Linked DNA regions of Mus musculus: region 2 is linked to region 1. Evidence: chromatin loops called from intact Hi-C (ENCODE). Cell type or tissue: left cerebral cortex. All regions are shown on one strand. Links, peaks and the distances in the headings refer to the core of each region. The heading gives the core; the rest is flanking DNA.

What was found. A loop is a pair of places that touch in the nucleus more often than their neighbours do. Peaks named below come from ENCODE experiments on the same cell type or tissue, not always from the same donor. Only the 100,000 strongest peaks of a DNase experiment are listed, where the experiment ranks them.
Region 2: it touches region 1 in a loop (3-fold over the local background); 20 of 42 quality-filtered maps call a loop at or near these places.

What each region holds. Positions count from the first base shown.
Region 1 is chr5:128,662,927-128,668,307 of GRCm38, reverse strand. No RefSeq gene overlaps it. Among named protein-coding and RNA genes, the nearest start is that of Gm33931, 8.9 kb to the right of the region's middle. In left cerebral cortex, for the core only: a CTCF peak has its summit at 3,055 (motif pointing right); DNase peaks (open chromatin) are centred at 626 and 3,079.
Region 2 is chr5:128,533,732-128,539,112 of GRCm38, reverse strand. No RefSeq gene overlaps it. Among named protein-coding and RNA genes, the nearest start is that of Gm38612, 34 kb to the left of the region's middle. In left cerebral cortex, for the core only: no CTCF peak of the experiment used is centred there; DNase peaks (open chromatin) are centred at 1,913 and 2,529.

The sequences.
Region 1 (5,381 bases), core at 76-5,075:
GTTTCTTAGGTTATATGAGACCATATCAGGTTAACAGGCCCAAACAATTTTATTATATGTGCAAGCACAGCAGGCCCAAGCAAGAAGAACCCTGAGCTCCTTAAGGTACACACCATCTTGGCATGAATGTGGCTTGCAAAACTGAAACCTGATCTTTGGTGCCATCCAAGGTCTGAATTGATGGACGAAGAGATTGAGGACCCAATCGGTGGGCGCTATCTGTCAGCGTGGTGCGTTTCTCTTTAGTCTCCCGCGAACTTCCATGCCTCCCCAGAGGGATCAGGACATGTTTCTAGGATGAGGCAGCAGTCTAGGGACCTGGTAGCATCTATGCTCAGAGCCATGCCTCCAAAAACAAGCGGTGTGCATCCACTCTTACATCTCAGAAGGGAACGGGGCGCATCACGCTGAGCAGCCACTTCCACTTGTCGGCTAAATTCACTACTCTCCCCTACCGTATTGAGGGCACCAACGCCCTTCCTCTCCTGGAGGAAAGCTGAGCTTCCGGCTTCCGTGCCAGTACTTCCCCCGTGAATGTGCTGAACACCTTTCATTTCCTTTTACTCTTTGTAGCTGGCAGTTCCAGCTCTTAGATGCTCTCTGGGAAAAACACCAGGCACGGCATGGAGATCAGCAAGGAAATCGGGGTTCCCTCGGCTAAAATCCAAGGGTCGGGACTGTTGAGAAATATGTGTATTCCTCTCATTGCAGATCCTTGGAAACATTTTACAAGCTGAGTTAATGGATGGGGGAAATGTTTAATGCATAATAAAGTTGGGCCATATGTTTTTTTCCAAAGGGAGAGAGGACTGAACAGAGGGAGAGGGGGCAGGGTGGCTTCGCCACATTCCTTGTCATGTAGCCACAATCTAATTAATGACGAAAGCATCCCAGAACGTGGGGAAGACAGCTCAGCCCTGTCTCCCTGTTACCTCTTAGGGGGTACTAAAGGAAATCCCTACTCCCAAATATTTTCCAAATTAATGTGTCTAACAATCATCTCTGTCAACAAATGCTTTTTCCTTTTCCTGAGCTGAGTGTTGGCTCGTTTTCAAACGCAGAATTTGCAGTTTTGTCTGTGAAGGCTTGGGTGAGCGACCCCAGGCCGGGAGGTCCTTAACAATGCCACCCTGTGTTTCTTGAAGCCTGTTTCTTTTCTTTCCTTTTTCTTTTTCTTTTCTTTTCTTTTCTTTTCTTTTCTTTTCTTTTCTTTTCTTTTCTTTTCTTTTCTCTTCTCTTCTCTTCTCTTCTCTTCTCTTCTCTTCTCTTCTCTCCTCTCCTCTCCTCTCCTCTCCTCTCCTCTCCTCTCCTCTCCTCTTTTCTCTTTTCTTTTCTCTCTCTTTTCTTCCTTTCCTTCTTTCTTTCTTCTTTTTCTCTCCCCCCACCCCGTTTCCTTTTACTAGTGGCTTTAGAAGATGCAGCCTTGAACCTGGGACTGGAGGACCTTAGCCCTCGGAGGCCTTATATTCCCAGTAAGAACATGGATGGCTTCAGGTGACACTCAGAGGAGAGAGAATGGGTCTACTAGCTTCTGGGTGGCTGGAATTCCCACCCACGAAATCCGAATTACTTAATTAATTAGTTAGTTAATTAATTCTGCTTTATTCCTCACAAGTGAAGCAGGGATCAGCAGGCCAAGATGCACCATAGCCTACCTGCCCTCCAGTTATAAATAAGACTCTGATAACATCCCTTCCTTAGGGGTAAACAACCGTAAAGAACATCCTTCTTTCTCCCTCAAAGGATCCCAGGAAGATGCTTCTTTGTGCTCTGACTATTTATGCCTTTCTTCCACATCCACAGCCTGGGTGTCCCTCCAAGGACCAAACGAGTTGTTTCCGCCCTCCCCTCAAGCATCCTACCACCATGTGGAGCCTTTCGTTCATGTCCCCTCAAGCCAAGTCACCCTTCACCTGGGAGCCAGACACTAATTTTGCTACTGCTATGAATCCTAATGTAAATATCTGACACTTCCGATGGCCTTTGGTGACCCTTGTGAAGAGATCGTTTGACACCTCCAAGGGGGTCATGCTGTGAGGTTGAGAAACACTGCTCTAGAGTGATCAGGAAGAAACTGTCATCCCATACAGCCTCACTTTCCCCATGCACTATCTGCCTAATCCCCATAGTGAGCTTTCAGGATTGGAACTGGGGGGGGGGTGTCTCTCCCCATTCAAATGCTCAGAGGGAAAGAACTTGCCTGAGGACCCTTAGCTAGTGCTGAAAGTGTCCCCATTAATATTCAGAGCACTCCTTCATTCTTATTTATTTACGTCCACAGACTGTGTTCCTATTTATACTTCTAGTCCCAGAGCAGTTTGTATATTGGTTTAAGTGAAGGGCTCATCCCTCAACAAATGAAGCCATTTAAATTTTACATTTGCATTTGATATTAATGGCTCTTGCCCCATACACCAGGAAGCCATGCTCATCAAATGTATTCCTGTGATAGCGCTTGTGATCAAGACAAAACACCTTAAATAAATAAACTGTCTGGAGACTAGATATATATGGGTTGTGCAGTCGTTAAATGTTCTTTCCTATTACGGGTTATAGCCAGAACACGCATGAGTGCTCACATGTTCATATATACCACATGCTGTCTTGGTGTTCTATTGCTGTGAAGAGACACCATGACCACAGTGAAACCACATCAAAAAAACCCAAAGCATTTAATTTAGGGCTTGCTTCTAGTTTCAGAGGTTTAGTCCATTATTATTATGGTGGAGAGTATGGTGGCAGGTATGGCAGGCAAGAGCTACATTCTGATCTGCAGGCAGAGAGAGAGACTCTGGGCTTGGCATGGACCTTTGAAACCCCAGGGACACAGGTCAAGACTATATCACCTAATCCTTCTAATCCTTTCAAATAGCGCCACTCCCTGGTCATCAAGTATTCAAATAAATGAGCCTATGGTGTGTGTGTGGGGGGGCATTTTTATTAAAACCAGCACACATGCCTTCACATACATGTTTTAAAAAGATTTAAAATTTTCCTTTTATGAGTATGAGTGTTTTTCTATGTGTATGCTTGTGCACCACATGCATGCAGTGCTTGTGGAGGCCACAAGGGGGTACTGGATCCCTTGGAACTGGACTTTCAAGTGGTAGTGAGTGCCCATTGTAGGTAGACAGAACCAAACCTGGGCCTGTGCAAGGACAGCCCTGGCAAACACATTTATAGATGCATGCATAAAATAAATACACACCCATGCATGCATACACCACACACATTCATGCACACATACACTTGTTTGAATGTACACACACACCTATCCATATGCCTTTACCACATCAAAATTTACAATTCTGTATGGCAAAGGCTACCTTTCTCATTGCTTTGTTTACAATCTTATCTATTTTTAAACATCCCAAGAGCATCGCCTAAGATACAAGAAAAGGAATCATAAGACAAAGTATAGACGTTTATAGAATAAATGCCAATGGATTGGCTATTATAGGCACTTTGTCTTTGTAAAATGTGTATTATACTGTTGTATGTAGTCCAATATTCCGTAAGACAGAGACAGAAAATGACATCGAGAAAGCACTTTCCAATGAAAAACTATAACCCAAACTCCAGGTCCAGACACATGCCAATTTTTGGGTTTTTTTGTTTGTTTGTTTTTTTGTTTTGTTTTATTTTGTTTTGTTTTGTTTTTGAGATAGGATCTCTCTATGTAGTACTGGAAATCCTGAAACTTGTTATATAGACCAGGCTGGCCTTAAACCACAGAGATCCACCTGCCTCTACACCCCAAGTACAGGGATTAAATGTATGCAGCACCACATCCCATCCATTTCTTTCTTAAAATGATATTTTTATTCTTTGAAAAGTTCATACAATTACATAATGTGTATTGATCATATCCATCCCCCACTCCCCCACTCCCCATGGAGCCTTTACCCCAGTTCCCTCCGAATTTTAAAATGTCTTTTTTTTTAAAGTTGTTATTCATAACCCTGAGTCCTGTTAGTGCTCCCGTGTGCATGAATGTGTGTGCATTCATGGTACATAGGCAATATAACAGCAGCCAAGTCCCCAAAGGGACCTGCGCTCCTCCCATCAGCCACCATCAACTGTCAGTAGCTCCTCCCATAGGGGCGAGGACTCAAGAATCCCTCCCATTGGTCAAAAAGGAAAGTAAATTCCTGCCTTGCTTCTTGGCTTTTGTTTCCTCTCACAGTTCCGACCGCAGTTGGAAGCTTGCAATTTGCATTTTAGTTTATGGTTCCAGAGAGATGCAGTTCATCATGGAGGGGTCAGTGTGGCAGCAGAAGCAGAGGCTGACTGGTTACGTTTCGTCCACACATAGGAAGCAGAAAGAAAGATAATAGTAACATGTGTTAAGACTGTGCCCTTTCCCCAGCCTTGAGTGGGCTAAATCAGACCTTGTTTTGCCACAGTCGTCTAGCCCACCTAGGGTGGAGTCTTCCCACTTAGGTGAAGTCTATTTTTTCTGCCACCTCTACAGCTTCCTGCAAGAAGCCACTACCTGCCGAGCAGCTGAGCTTGTTTTCCTGATGAAATCCTGGCAAAGCAATGAGATCCTGGCAGGGATGGGTTTCCCCCGTTTAAATTCAGACTTAAGAATTAAACACTGGGCCTTGATCAGAAACTTTGTCTTGTGTCCAATCCGTCCCTTCCATCCCCAGCTTTCCTTTCAGGAACCCAGTTCTCTATGGCTGCTGGCGGCTACACATTTACCCTGGCCCAGGCACTTTTTATAGAGTGTATATGTATATGTATATGTATATGTATATGTATATGTATATGTATACTTATATGTATACAAACACACACATGCACACACACACACACACACACACACACACACACACACACACGGCTACATATATTTTGCATCTCTACAGAGAGACACCTGCATGACACAATCTATCTTCAGTTCATAACTTCCACAAGGAGATCAAGAGAGTATGACTCAGGGGCTGTAGAGATAGATGGCTTGGTGATTATATGATCTATATAGGAAGGTCAGTGTTTTTTGACCTTCCTAACGCTGCGACCCTTTAATGTGGTTCCTCATATTGTGGTGACCACCAACCGTAAAATTATTTCCATTACTACTTCATAATTATAAGCCCCCCCCCAAGGGTTCCTGACCCACAGATTGAGAACCACTGCTCTAAGGGCCCATAAGCACCGGCATTTAAATCCCAATACTCATGTTGGACAGCTCAAAGATGCTTAAGACTCCAGCTCCAAGCAATCCGGCGCCCCCTTCTGGCCTCCTTGTGTACTTACACCCATGTGTGCATATACTCACAGATATGCGCACGTATACATAAATAAAATAAAGTAAAATCTCTCATCAAAAAGGAAAGCATGCCTTCCTGGGTTCTTGTAGGAGCTTATCAGAG
Region 2 (5,381 bases), core at 141-5,140, 130 kb after region 1:
TCCCCCTGCCTCCAGTCTTGGCCAGGCATCTGGCCCACACTTGGCCAACTGGGCATTTTCTCCCATGGCTTCTGAAGTTAAGAGGCATTCACCAGGGAGACTGGAAGACCAGGCTTAAGTAGATGACTTCCGTGGCAGCAGATGAAGCCTTTCTCCTCCCCCCGCCACAGTGACCCTGAGAGCCTGGTTCTTTGTCCACCTCCAGCTTTGCCAGCTCACCGGAGCGCATGAGCGCATGAGCTATTTGATTAAATGAGACAAAGATGTTGCTAGAGATGCTAGCAAAAAATGTTCACCCATAGTGCAGGATGCTAGGGGCATTTGTGGTGACTCATCTTGATGGTATGTCAGGACAATGGAGAGCTGACTGGTGAATACTGGCCATCTCTATGTGAGTCCTGTTCAAATGTCCTCCTCTTGGTCTTCTGGAGAGCAAGAGAGAGAGACATAGAGGGTCAGGGAGACAGAGAGAGAGACACACACACCGAGAGATAGAAAAAAAACAAGACAGGGATAGAGAGAATGTGTATGCAAAGAGATAGAGACACAGAGAGAGACAGAGGCACAGACAAAGAGAGGGAGCTAGAGGCATAGAGATACAGAGAGATAGAAACATAAACATCAGAGAGAAAGAAACATAGACAGAGAAAATGTGTGTGTGTGTTTCTATGTTTCTGTGTATGTGCATATGTGTGTATGTTTATGTGTGTGCAAAAGACAGACAGGCAGAGATTGTGGCTGAATAGAAAGCATCCAAACAAAAGAAGAACCTCATACTCCCGTGAGCCATGTTAGTTTTGTGTATATTATTCTACATCTGTGTGTGTGCACAGTGTGTATATGCAGCAGGTGCAGGTGCTGGCACAGACTAGAAGAAGCCATTAGCTTCCCTGGAGCTGGAGAGAGGGTCCTGTATGTGCTGAGAACCAAGGTCTGTAAGAACAGCAAGTACTCTTATCCACTGAGCCAGTCTGCAGGCCCATGAAGCATTTTTTTTTTTTAAACCACAAATGCTACACCAATGTGAAATAATTTTATATGGAAACAAAGCCAATGGGAAAGAGATGCAAGATTAACTCAGGATGTAACTTACCAAAGCAAGAACAACCAAATCCCAGATCTGTCTGCTCTGAAGGGAAGCAATACCCCATGGTATCAAATAGAGGTGTGTAGCAAGTCGGGGAGGATACTATGCTGGCCACAGGCCTCGCAGGTCCTCCTGGGTCTGCTTAACTTACACTAGGTCTGAATGTTAAAACTGCCAAAGTCAAAAAGCCAAGGGAGATCAAGCCAATGTTTTAAATGTATTTTTTTATAGCTTTTTGAGAATTGCATGCATGAATACTGCATAGAATTTCTGCCCCTCTCTCTCCCACTTTCAAATCCTCCTATGTACCCCTCCTTCTCTCCCAATTTCATAACCCAATCTTTTATAATTATTATTGTTACATTATACATACATACACACACTGCCATATATGTATGTACATATAATACATATATATACACACATATACACACATATATGTGATACACACACGCGCGCGCGCGCACACACACACACACACACACACACACCAGTCACAGAGACCAGTTTTCCCCATAGTTCATAAGTTTAGGGCTGACCACGTGTAATCGGATAGCCTATCAGGGGGCTTGTCCCTGACGACTGATTCTTCCTCTCAGCAGCCATTGGTTGTTCATAGCTCTTCACTGGGAGGCGGGTCCTTGTGGAACTTCCCCTATCCGTGTGGGCACGGTGCAGTTGGCTCTGCTTTCTTCCAACAATCTGAGCTCTTGTCAGTTCACAGCTTTGTTGCTCCATGGTGACTCCCAGCAGGGGAGGTTGGCAGTACCTGCAGGTCTTTAGACAACTTGCTGGTCCTTGCATCTCTTGCTGCATCTGTGCTCCCTGTGGGAGCAAAGGCACGCACGCTCCAGGAAACATGGCTGTGTACCTGAGCGATGAGGAGCCACCGTGATCCACAGAGAGAAACTCCAACTGAATGCATGCCCTCTCTCTTCTCCTTCCGGCCCACTTTTTTCTCATGAGCGAGAGGATTGCAAACCACACACCCCGGATTCCAGCTCTCTTCTCAGCTTCTTCCACCATTCCTCCCAGCTCCCCCAATCTTCCCGTGCTAGGTTTCCCCTGCATCCCCTGGGGCCCTGTCCACAAGTACAGGTGGAGGGCAGCCTCTGCCGTCTCGGTGGCTGGGAAGAGCGCCATGCAGATGGATCCTAATTATAACCTGGAACCAAATTACTTTTAATGACTTCTCGTAGCTTCCCAGCCCAGTTCCAGCCCCCACCCACCAGCGAGGAAGGTTTAATGGCCCCGGGGATAGTTGGTAATCCTGAAAGTATTAAACTGCTTGGCCAGTGAGGAGGAGGGCACTTAAGACGCATCAACCGGGAGAAGCATGGAGGAGGGTACCGGATTCTCATGCTTAACCAGGGAGCCATTCTTAGAAGCAATGCTGTGAAAGGAAAGACAACGTTAGGCTGTCTGGCGGGGCGGTTTTCCAGAGTGAAATTAATTAGCTTGTGAAGTCTCTGTTCTGAGGCAGCAGCTTGACTTAGAAGGATCTCTGAGAAGGAACACACACACACACACACACACACACACACACACACACACACACACACGTCCCAGCAAAATGTGAGCCTAGGCTCCAAGAGCCTTTTTTTTTTTTGTCTCATTTCTTTAAATGGATGTTTGAGGCAAAATGATTTTTTTTTTCCCTCAAGGTTTGTTGCAACCAGTCTGACCTAAGGTTGCTGCCAGCCCCTAAGTCTTAAGAATTCCTTTATGTTTAGTCTCTTAGGACTGAGAACATAAAAGTATTGCTTTCTTCTCTATCTTTCTCCCCAACGCACCCCTCAGCCCCAGCTCTTGACCCCTGGCACCTGACCTCTGGCCCCTGGCCCTTAACCCCTGACTCCTGACTCCACATTTTCCTAAATCTCCTAATCTTGGATCTTTCTTGCTCAGCCAGTCACGTGTCAAAAGGCAGCTACTGCTGACTGAGGACCTAGTAAGCCTTAGACGGGATAGCTGGTGCCAAAGAGCCGATCACGATCCAGTCCGCCCCTCTGCCCTCTCAGAGCAATCTGTTTAGTTTAGAACCTGAAGTATTCATTTTCTCAAACTTCTCTAAAGCAGAGCTGGTCATGCGACCCGGTCCTAATCCATAAGATAGGAGCAAGCAGATTGAGTGGTGGGCTTCACCATCAGTGGCCCTTTTACAAGGGACAGGGGCTGCTCTTGCTACTCTGTTGACCTTGGGTCTTCACTGTCCTGAGCATGGATGTGTAGTGCCACAAGGACAAAGCCACTTGTACGTTCATGAGAGGAGTGGTCTAGTGTCCTATAGACAGTCCTGTCTATAGGATGTTGGTGACATTAGAGAAACCTACCTCCCAGAGTCTTGCTGTCCTAAGATTGCTTATGGTAGTAGGATCTCTGCATTTGCATCTGAACCTAACTTTGATAGTGAGAATAAATCACCCAGAAATCTACTTTCAGATGAGCAGCCACCATGTCTCTTGGACTATTTCACTAAGAATGTAGCAACATGTAGGCGAGCTGTACTGGCAAATGCTCTTGCTCTGAAATATGAGTGGCGTGGCTGCGTTCCAACCATCAGGCACCCTCAGGTATGACATCCCTGTCATAGGATTCCAACAGTGAGGGCTTGGTAGAATGAGGAGGGAGGTCTTCTACAGGGGCCTTCTGTACCCCATCTTAGAACCCTTCAGGCTGGTATCCATCCATTACGGTCTGTGGGAGAAGAAGGCACAAATGGTCCAGGTCCAGGGGCAGGAGATAGACTCTCTTTACTCAGTGAGAAGAAAAATCAGAGAAATGAGGTCTGCCCTCAGACCTTACAGCATTCAGAGTCCCTTTTAAGAAATTTATCCTTAGCACCCAGGCCTTCCTCAGCTTCCCACTGAGTAGATTAAGAGACATTCATTTGGCCTTTAGTAATGAATGTTTGACATTTACTCCCTCTGGTTACTACATGAGTGACTATTCAGACTGTGGTCTGACTTCTTGTCTATGGAGCTAGTCATCTTTGGAGCATCTTTATGCTGTTTCTCTTGTTCCTCTTTGGTTTTGACTTTCTCTCTTTGCCTGTGGAGGGGATGTTTTAAAGGCATCAGGAGTGTGGTCTTTAGAGCTCAGAGATCTCACTGGGTTCTTTGTTCTGGCTCTCTCCTTATGAGGGAAGTTGAAATTGTAATGAGTGTAAACCATCAAACACATGCAGACCTCTGCACCCTGCACAGGGCATGAGATCTACCATCATTGCTAGCCCATCACTGCCGCCACCGGTATCATCGTAGTCATTTCTGTAACCCCCATCAGTACGGTCAGCAGCATCAATGCCATCAGCATCACCATGATCACGATTGTCATCACAATCATCAGCATCATCACAACCATCTGCGGCATCACTGTCAGCACTCCTGACATCATTATCATAGTTGTCTATCACCATAACCTTTGCCATCACTGTCACCGTCATCATCACCAGCACTGCCATGATCATTATTGAAACCACTGTGAGAGTCATCACCATTATCGGTCTTTACTATTCACTATCTTGGCCATCACCACCACCATCATTATCACCGTCAACATGGCCCTCAGCATCACTAACCCCACCATCATCTCCATCACCATGACCACCGTCATCACAGATATCAGCATCACCATCAGCAGCATCAGCACCAACCATCAGCACATCTTCTCACTTCCCCCTTCTGAATCTTTGCTTTCCTTTATACACATCTGGTCTCCCTTTAAATAATCCTCAGCAATGGGGCTCCATTGAGAGTAACTAGTTAAGAGTCAGGACAAACAGACATGAGTTTGGGACCCAAACCTCTTTAGGAAGTCTGGAGAGTGTTCAGAAAATTCTATCACAACTGAAAGCACGGTAAGTGGGTGTGTGTGTGATCTGGGCTTCCTGGGAAGAAAGGAGGAGCATGAGGATGCTATCAAGGCTGGCAGAGAACCATGGGCACCAAGGCAAGGTTTTTATGTGGAGCTTGAAGACTGACTCTATACTTGGTTTCGTTGGGGCTCTGGGCATCATGTCTTGTAGGTCACCTTGACATTGGACGTAGCTTCGGCAGACTCTTAGTTACTTATCCAGGAGCAAATAGACCAAGGTGTCTCCAGGCACGTCTGCCAAGACAGATGGATCCCACCTTTTTACTTAGAATTGAAACCAGTGAAGAGCTCACACGTGAGATCTGCTTCGCCCAAGTGTGATGTGTTATGAGAGAGAGCGCCAGAACTTTTCAGCCAAGCCCAAGGGGCCTGTGGATGGGATTGTCCCAAACTTCCCTCTGCTGACTGTGAGCAATAA